2 separate regions of the Mus musculus genome follow, and region 1 is linked to region 2. A link is a loop called in an ENCODE intact Hi-C map of the cell type or tissue named here. Cell type or tissue: heart. All regions are shown on one strand.

Region 1 (5,000 bases), 59 kb after region 2:
TCAACAACAATAACATCCTAAACATATGAAAATGAGCCCAAGAGATCCAACATCTTATTAGCTGTATTTATTTAATGAGTGGATTTGACAGCTATGTGCTTTGGTTCAAGAAATAATCATATTTCTTTGCTATTTTACTACCATTCAAAGACATAAAATATTGAGTCCCACTTCTGATGATTGGCCAAGAGTTGGATTTTACACCGAAGCATCATGGAAGTGTTAAGCTGATGTTCACTGTTCAGGCAGCAGGAGCTAGGGCCCAACTACAGATTAAAGAAGGAAGCAGGACTCACAGTCTCTCCAGCTTTGGCAGGTGCTGGAAGGATTCAGGGTCCAGCGTTTCTATCTGATTAAAGTGCAGGTACCTAGGGGATAAAACAGCCACACAATGTGAATGACTTACCGACCTTTGCCAACCCAGATTTTGGGCTCCAAAGTTTTCCCGCACTTCGTATCCACATACCACTAGGTACCTCCCTGTGCTCTGCCCGGTGTATGGAGGCAAGAAGACACAAGTGAGAGCAGGCAGGCTGCCTTGTACTTGGATGACCCACAGGCAATAAATACCTCAGGACTTAAGCCCTGGGTCTCCAGGAACCCAAGTGATGGTGGCCCAGACACTTCACAATAATCTATAAAATACCCAGTGAGAGATAACAAGGAAAAACCAAAAGCAGCCCAGCAGACAGGACCACTGTCCGTGTGCCATCCACAGCACCCCTGCACTTGAAACTGTCAAAGCTTCCATGTGACACTAAGAATGCTGTAGATACAAAACCAGGCACCCAGGCAGGAGATAAGCAGCTCTAAGTCATATGAGGCGATGGACTTCCCAGAGCTCCTCTGGTCATACTGAATACCCAGAGGCCATATGGCTTCCTATTTAAGATGTCGCCTTAGTTCAAACAATTTACAATTTGGAATGTAGCTAATTTCATTCTCCTGGGTGCTAGTTTGCTGTTTTTGAATCATGGGTACTTTTTTTTTATTCAAGACAACATCAATCAAGTTCTTATTCACTGGCCTAGAGAGAAGGCTCCACTCAGGTGGCCATGGTAACAGATGCTCTTATTCAATGAAGGGCCAAAGACAGAAACAAGCAGCAGAAACAACATACAGTCTTCATCACCATAACTCCATATAAAGCCTTGTTGTTCTTCAAATCCATTTACATTAACTCTGAGATTAATTAACTGTTACTCCTGGGTCCCTATATGGGCTTCATTCCCTGGCAACTCTCTGGGCAGAACCAGTCCAGAGCCTCCTAATCTCAGAGGGCCGCAGTCCACGCCCACCTGTCCTTCCTCAGACACACAGTACCATGGTCTCCATGACCATCCTTGGGTGCAGGTTTGTAACCCTCGCTCCCTATATGACAAAGTGTTTACAAGACAAGAAAAGAGCACCAATGTCAGTGACTGCCCCAGTACATCATCTGATCCAAGGACATCAAAGGAGACAGGGGCAAAGAGACATCCTTACTCCCCATGAGGTGTGGTGTGTGCTAGGCAGCGTAGGCCAACACGCATATTCCTCTGGTCCCCAGGCCCTATGGCTCACATAAACCATCAACACTGGGGGGCTTCTGGGAAGTCTCTGGTTAAACCTAAGTCCTGATCTAAACTGGAAGAACAAGAGGGAACAAAGACAGATATTCAAGAGCCCTACAAGGACAGGCATCACGGTTTGTGTTCAAAGCCCTTTAGCCTGCAGTGAAGTTTGAACAGGTGGGTCTTAGACATCCTTCCCCGAGAAGCATCGAGGGCAGTGGCTTTCAGGGTTTGTAGAACTCTGGACTGTTGGGGCTCCAGATAGATTCTGGGCACCATTACCCTTCTCTGGGTGTCTGAGAAAACTGGAGCACAGGGAGGGACTCCTCATGTTACATGGACTATCTTTGCTGAATCAGCTACTAACTCTGGAGCTGACAAGGGCCCCCTGAGGAGTGCTGCCCCTGGGCTCTTCATTCAGGACTTCATGGCTTCCCAATTCCCACAGACCCAGCTGAGTGTTAAGAACATGCATCTTCTACAGGAGAGGGTAGAGAGACCCTGAAGCAGAGGCAGTTGAAACTCTCTTTTCCCAATAACAGACCCTGCACAAGCATCAGAGAGAGCCTGAGGCCTGAGGCCTTTTTGACACACTGACCTGAACCATTCATCCCACCTGGAAGCGGTTATCCCCCAGTCTCACTACAGCATTCAATTCTCAGAAAGAAAGCCATACCCCAGCTGCAGCATCCTGTCTCTCCTCGCCTAAGGTTTTTCTAAACTCCCTTATGACTCAGGATCCCGCTCCCTGTCACCGATGAGCAGAAAGCCCCGCTGGCTATGGAAACCACTCAAGTCCTCTTGCTCCTAATTCCTCCTGGCTGGGCTCCTTCAGTGGCCTCACTGCCAGGTTAGTGCTGTCTGCATGAAAACAGAGCACGTCCTCTGCAATCTCCCACATCTGTAAAGCCTCGAGATAGTTCCAAGAGCTTTTGCAATAACCTGGATTCCCCGTTTCATCTGTCTGAAGCAGTTTACGCAGAGACTCAAAATGTGGGATATAGATGTACCATGTGGGCTGCTGCACTCCATGGCCCTACCTGCTGCTGCCCTGACCCATCTGTGCCAGTCCTCCAGTCTTAACACAGGAAGAGACGCACAGGCCTCAAGTGCAAGGCTACTCTGGCCGTAAACTAACAGTTGTTTTCCATCAGTGAAACTGCTAACCCAAGATAGCCTGAAATCCCACAAGGATTGCCTCAGCTTACTGAGTGAAAGGTTACCCAGTAAGGCACATAAACCAGAAGACCCCCATAATCTTACTAGAACTTTATGCCTAAGAAAAAGACCCCATGATGACTGACTTCATAACAAGGTCTAGTTCATATGCTTTAGAAAGACAGCATTTTGGCACACTCAACACCCACTTGCTAGAACTACAAGGGGACAAGGCTTCTGCTCTCCAAAACAATGAACCCTATGATTGAAACTGCACGTGTCCCATGCTGGATGCTCCTATCATGATAGCCTATCTGTCTCCTGCTTGTTTACACGTCTGTCTCTACCACCACGTGAACACCAAAGTTCTTACTGTTAGACAGGAAAGCAAGTTCCGTCCCTGCTCCTGATGTGATGGGTGGAGGGTCAGGGTCTGATGCATAGAAGAAACACAGCAATGTCTGCTCTTGGGTGGGCGCAGGGGAGCAAGGTGGGAGAGGTGGGTGAAAAACGCCCCACTGATGCTTCTCCTCGTCATGCATACCCTCCCTGCACCCCAGAAAGTACAGACATGCATCATGCAACCAGTCATCTCTCCCTGTGGGAGGCAATAAGGCAGACGGCATGGAGGACACTTACAGTTGCTCTAGAGAGGCAAGTCCCTTAAATGCTTGCCTGTCAATTGATTGGATCTCATTCTTGTACAAATAGCTGAAACAAGAAACATGGAGGAGTATTAGGCACACACACGAGCTCTCAACTCCAGGCGGGAAGAACTGAGTTGACGCAATGGAGAACAGTTTAAAATCAATGACTGCATGATGGTATAAAGGAAACATCACACTGTGGGTACCAGGCCACTCTCGATGGTCACTTCTCTTACACCTCAAGGACCAAAGGATTCTCCTACTGGGACTACTAGAGTCCTGGCATCTGCTTCAAAGCCCGGGAAGAGAAAATGACTCCCATACACAAGTAAAAGGCATTGACTGTAAGATCATAACCAGCACTTTCTACTACAAAGGCACACCAGCACAGCTCACAAAAAGCAGGCTGTCTGAAAATGTCTTGAATGTCTCTCCCACCCAGAACCCCATTCTTTATACTGGAAAGCAGACATGATGCTTTCCAAGGGTCTGTTTAGAAATGGCCTGCAATCTAAGAAAGGGGCTTTCCATTTTTCAATGGTTGAAATTAAAACAATCAATAATCGAATTCCAAGACAAGTAAGCACTGCAATGAAGTGACCTTCATCAACAGTGTGGGAGCAGTATATGTGCTAGAGCTACCTCAGTGTCACATCTCGGCATGCTGACATGCCAGTTCCGCACTACACCTCATAACCCAATCTTCAGCAGCCACACTGAGTAAGAAGAGATGGCGCCCTCTCTGGGACTGGTGTGTCTGCACTATACTTTATTGAAACTGGTTTGTTTTCCTCGGTGACACAGGCAGAAGGACAAGTCAAACAGCAAGCTTCTCCCATGATTCCCTGTCACGTGAAAACTTAAGACTTCAAGCCAATGGCTCAGCATCTAGCACAACTACCTGTTTCTATAAAATGTGTGTGTGTGCGTGCCTGTGCGTGCTGTGTGTTGTATGATGAAACTAGAAAGGATGTCATAGGAGCAGAATATGACACCTTAAGGGAGGAGAGAAGTAGAGGTGGAAATGAATACGGGTAATAAAGCGCAGCAGAGAACCAGCTGGAAAAGAGCCACGCTGAGGGCAAGGGAGTCTGGGAACAAATGAGAAAGTATAATGACACACAGTTATGAAGATGTCATAATAAAACCAAGTACTTTGTGTGCTAACGTTAATACAAATTTTAAAAAAATTAAAATAAAAAAAGACATGGATGTCAACTAACAAGATGATGTGTAAGAAAAAGGAAACAAACAAACAAACAAGACAGTATTCTTTGCCTTAATTCTTGTGGTATGACACCCAGGATCAGATCACTCACTGTACTCCCTGCTGTCTGTCTGTACAAGGTCCTACCTACTTCATGGCGCCAGAAGTGCTCTCTTTAATTGCTGCAACCCACCAAAGATGCTCTTGCCTTTTCCCTCTGTGCAAATCAAGAAAGTGGTCCTCAAAGAACCACAAACCTTAACACAAACCATCCAGGACCTGTCCATCCCCATCAATAGCCCAGCATCTAGAACAAAAGCCACACGGGCATTGGTCCTCCAGGCTGCTTGAAAGCATGAAGCGATAGTAAAAACTCAATCTTTATGCACCCTGGATTCTTAAATAGAACCATAGAGTTAATTATGCACACGGCTC
Region 2 (5,000 bases):
AACAACAAACCAGGTCTTCTTTGCGAAGTGTATTAGCTCAGACCCAAGACCAATATTGGCCAACCAGAAGGAAAGGGCGCCCCGGGTGTCTAACATGGACATTACATACTTCTGCTACTCAGTAGAGCACTAACATGCATCATGACCAACAGCAGACAGGAAGACCTTCCCAAAATACTCTTCTCAAATGTTTTCTCTGTCTTTATATTTTTCTCTTGTATGGGTGTTTTGCCTGCTTGTATGTGCATGTCTGGTCAGAAGAGGATTGGAGTGACCCATGGTTGTGCATCCTCATGTAGGTCCTGAGAATAGAACCTGGGACCTATGGGAAAGCAGCCAGGACTCTTAACCACTGAGCCATCTGTCTAGCTCCCTGAATGGATGCAACTGGAAATAATCATATTCATAAGTCTCAAAAAGACAAGTAGTGTATCTTTTCTCTCATTTGTGGGTTTCAGGATTTATAAATTCATAAAGTCCCATATGTACAGATGACATGAAAATAGAAGAAAAACAGTATAGGGGATCCGAGAGAATTAATGGAGGCGGCTGAGAAAGAGGATGTAGCAGGGTATCAGGAATAGCTCAAAATACATATTAAGCTGCGTGATGATAGCCTTGGGTAACTCAGTATAATACACATTTAAGGAACTGTTAGCAACTATGTAGGGTGTGCTCAGCATCTAACACACTCTCACCATTGCAGGGTCTCCCAAGTGCTCAGATTCGTTTGCAGCCTCACAAGGACTCAGTCAGCCTCCCAGCCTAGCACACTGGCTCATCAAAGCCAGCTCCACTCTTAGGGCCCTAAAGGCTCCAGGGGCCATTATGCTGGGTTGAGTGCAAGTTGTTGTACGAGTTGGATTTGTCATGAAAAAGATTCCCCTGGCACACAGGAAGGGCAGTCCCTACCCTCTCTGCTTTGCAGTAACTGATCTGGGGCAGCTATGCTCTTCAAGGGTCCTTGACAACACCAAACAAGCAAGTTTGTTTCTAAGAGACTCCTTTTCTTTCATCTGTAACCTCCGGAGAGGGCTAGAATTCTCTGCTTCACCTCAATGCTGTGGTTGACACTCACTACCTGGCTTGCTTGTTTCTTATTTATCTGCAAAGGGGAAAGACAACTGTCTGGGTCCTTGTAGCACATTTCCAACTCCAAACTTGAACCACATCCATCTCCTACTGTGTGCTGGGCTGAACTCTGACCAAAGCCACCTCCTACTGTGTGCTGAGCATGTCTTTGTTTGATGTCTTCTGGTATTTCCTCAAAGACCCAGTATTATTCCTTAGAGGGGTTCTGAGCCAGCTGTGGGGTTAGGAACATCAGGCACATAGCAGCCAAAGACATAGCTGTGTTTAACCTGGCCCCTCCAGATGCCAAATTTATATGCTTGGCTGCTTCTCCAACTCCATTTCCTTCCCTTTGTCCCACATTTCACCCTCCCCACCCCAGCCCCCCCCCCCAAAGATTTATTGTATGAGTGTTCTAGCTGCATGTATACCTGCATGCCAGAAGAGGGCAGCAGATCCCGTTATAGATGGTCGTGAGCCACCTTGTGGTTGCTGGGAATTGAATTCTGGAAGACCAGCCACTCTCCAGCCTCTCCTATCTCTTTCTCAAACAAGTTCTCCCAAGTCCCTCTGAATGAGTTCTAGTTAGTGGGCTAATACGGCCCCACCACTTCACAAGGAAGCACTCCCCAGCTTAGCCTCCTCCAAATCCTATAAATCAAGAGCTTCGTTTCCTTAAACAAAATGTCTTGTAGCTACATTGAGACATACTGAGGGACCAGGAACCCAACAAACCAGGCTCTTCTGTTAACTGGCTGCTGCTGCAGTTTGGTGGGTCCTGATTTTTGTAAATAGTCATGTATTCTTTTCCTCCTGTTTACAGGGCTAAGCAGACCAGGATGCCTTCTGCCCTGGTGGACTTAGTTCTGGTGGACTTTCCTTCTTCTTTTAGGAGAGCACTGGCCTGTACATCAAAAAATTCACAAAGAGGAGCGCTGTCATGATTCCTCCACTCTCCAGACACAGGAAGCACCACATTACAGCACAGTTTTCAGTTTGGTTTTCCTTCCCAGGCCTCGCTGCTGAAACACAGCTGTTAAAGATCAGGGTTAACTCCAGGATCCTCTTCATCGGTGGCCAGCCCTCCAGTCCCTCCTGCCTTGGCAGAGCAGGCCTTTACAGCACAAATGAGTGCCACCCTCTTACCAGGTAGGACTCTGAGCATATGCTGCCACCTTGTGGAACACCAAAGGCAGAGCAGGCTCCACTCTGTCAGGGAAGCAGGGTTACCTACTCTGAAATCTGTGTCCCTTGCTGTATGGGATAAAAAAGACTGAAGGTGTCAGCTCCCTCACCCACGAATACAGCCAAAGTTTTCTCCAGCTGTGAGTCAGCCTGTTGTTGGATCCCCTGGCCTGTATCCTGTCCCCCTCTATCCTGATGGAGATGATGCATCTGGGGCTCTTCTGCCAAGGGCTTTCTCACTGTTGGAGCAGCAGGGGCTGAAGTTAAGAGAAAAGGTGAGGATTTCTATGCATCCTGTTCCCATGATGGAAACAGCACCATGGATGATCCCAGATGCTCTCCCTCCCACCGACACCCATCTTAGGACATCTGCAAGGTCTTTAGCTTTACCCACATCTCTTCTTTCAGAGACCAGGTAGCACACAGGCAATCCTGAGCAAGGCAGACTTTGATCACCTGTGCCTCTGGTTCTGCTCTGCTGTTCCTCCGCCCTGTGCCTGTGCAGAAAAACCACACACACACACACACACACACACACACACACACACACACACACACTAAAGCAATATCGTCTCTCTGTCTCTTTGGAAAGGTCTTCTTTTCCTATGCTCCCTGCCTCCCTCATCCCAGGTGTCTGTAGATGTAACATCTGGTGCAGATGATGGAAAGCAGATGGATGCTCAGAGAGTGTGCTCCCCCATGCTTCTAGGTCTCTTCCCAGAGAAAGCCTTTTTTAGGCCTATTTCACACACAGCAAGGAATACTTCAATAACCTCTTGGGGAAGTCTACTATCTTCTCTTCATCTCTGTCTCTGATCTGATCTTTCCTTGCCAACCTCCAAAGATATACACCCTGGATACGGCATCCTGGGGACTGATCATCCTAGCACCTGGGAGAGACCCAGGCAGCAGAGACATTGAGGAAACTGAGGGCCACAACATTTGCTTTCACAAACAACAGCCCAGGCTGAAGAATCGTTCTACAGATAGATTTCCATGTTAGCCAGCCTCTAGCTTAGCCAGAGTTACTGTCACTGTGATGAAACACCATGACCAAAGTAACTTGAGGAGGAAAGGGTTTATTCAGCTTATATTTCCCCATCAAAGTTTATCATCAAAGGACATCAAAACAGGAACCCAAACAGGGCAGGAATCTGGAGCCTGGAGTGATGCAGAGGCCATGAAAGAGTGAGTGATACTTACTGGCTTGCTCCTTGTGGGTTTTTCCAGTCTGATTTCGTATAGAACTCAGAACCACCAGTTCGGGATGGTACCACCTACAATGGGCTGTGCCCTCCTCACCAATCACTAATTAGGGAAATGCCCTAACAGGCTTGCCTGCAACCTGATCTTATAAAGGCATTTTCTTAATTGAGGCTCCCCTCCCCCTCAGATGACTTTGGCTTATGTCGAGTAGACTTAAAAATATCCATCACAGACTTTTGATCTATAAGGTCCCTCTCTGGCCCTGAGCTGGGGCTTGGACCCTCCCCCATGGATAGGCTAGCCCCCACATTCCATGTAATCTTGGGGATTTGGGTAAACATTGGAAAAGTGTTTCTCTTCTGGAACTCTGGCCCTTGCTTTACAGAGCTTCCAGCAGCTCTTGACTTCAGCAGACCTCTGGTGGTCTGGGCATGGCCACTCCCACTAGTAGGAGCCTGAATGTCAACAGAAAGAGTGCCAGGCTGGTACAGCTGTGCAATAACAGCAAGTCTAGTGGAGAAAACCATGAGGCTGCCAGCCTGAGTGTCCTTGGTGGGTGAGCTCCGCACAGCCCAGAGCTGTGTCTAAGAAGCTATTAGCATTCAGTTATGGCCATGGGAGCTTTCCTCATAAATCGAGGTTCACCAGCACACCACCAGGAACCACATTCCAAACCTTCAAGTAAACAACACACCTCACATTTGAGTCAATATGAACATGGCTTTTCGAGTTTCTTCTGCTAACCGCGGAATGGATTAGCACAGTCCTCCCAGGACCAGGCTTTCCACTGAGGTGTTTGTGGAGAGGCCAAGTAGCTGAGTAGCTATCAGGAGGACAGTCCATCTGCAGAGCAGCAGGACAGACAGCTCATCATGCCATTTCTCCTCCCCATCTCCCAGGGTCTCCACCATGCCAAGCTCCATAGGAAAGCTATGCTTCAGGGACAGGCAGAGGGGTCCCTGGACATCAAAACATGTAGAGAATGACCATAAAGGAAAACCCCATGATGAGAAACACTCTCCTCTAGGCAAACCATTACCGTCTTCAAGGTTTGGTGCAGAACGCAGCCCAGAGCTGTTCACTTCAGTTGAACCTAAACTTTAAAGTGTCTCTTTTGACATTTCAAGGAGGTATCAGTTTTAGGAAGACACCATCCCAGGCCTTGTCCCTGCAGAGACATGGAACAAGGCCAACCCTCCCTGGCCCCAGATCCTGCCTACTGGGCAAATAAAGCTCCAGGTTACTACAGGAAGCCAAGAATACAGACTCCCCTGGAAAGTAAAGGCAGGCCACTGGCATGTGTGAGCGCCTTTTCTGCCTCCCTGCCTTAGTTGGGCCAGGCATTTCACTAAGCGCCTCACTTAACTCCACCAGGATATTCTGAAAGGATGCTAGGTCCTCCCAAATTAGCTGGGAGCCTCATTAATACCCAGCCTCCATGCTTACCACCCCATTGTTCAGGGGTACCCACTTCATCTGTGGGACAGCTGTGACCACAGTGTCTCAGCCTTCTTTGGCACCTCTCCCTGGAAAGTACC

The links. A loop is a pair of places that touch in the nucleus more often than their neighbours do. Peaks named below come from ENCODE experiments on the same cell type or tissue, not always from the same donor. Only the 100,000 strongest peaks of a DNase experiment are listed, where the experiment ranks them.
Region 1: a loop joins it to region 2, with 2.2 times the contacts of the local background. A loop is called at or near these places in 2 of 42 quality-filtered maps.

Annotation. Positions count from the first base shown.
Region 1 is chr12:29,977,662-29,982,661 of GRCm38, reverse strand. Pxdn (peroxidasin) reads right to left here. Exons shown (of 23, transcript NM_181395.2): 4 at 3,351-3,422; 5 at 297-368. Among named protein-coding and RNA genes, the nearest start is that of Pxdn, 42 kb to the right of the region's middle. In heart, no CTCF peak of the experiment used is centred here; DNase peaks (open chromatin) are centred at 603 and 2,429.
Region 2 is chr12:30,036,940-30,041,939 of GRCm38, reverse strand. No RefSeq gene overlaps it. Among named protein-coding and RNA genes, the nearest start is that of Gm15691, 20 kb to the left of the region's middle. In heart, CTCF peaks have their summits at 1,317, 1,550 (motif pointing right) and 2,257 (motif pointing left); a DNase peak (open chromatin) is centred at 2,189.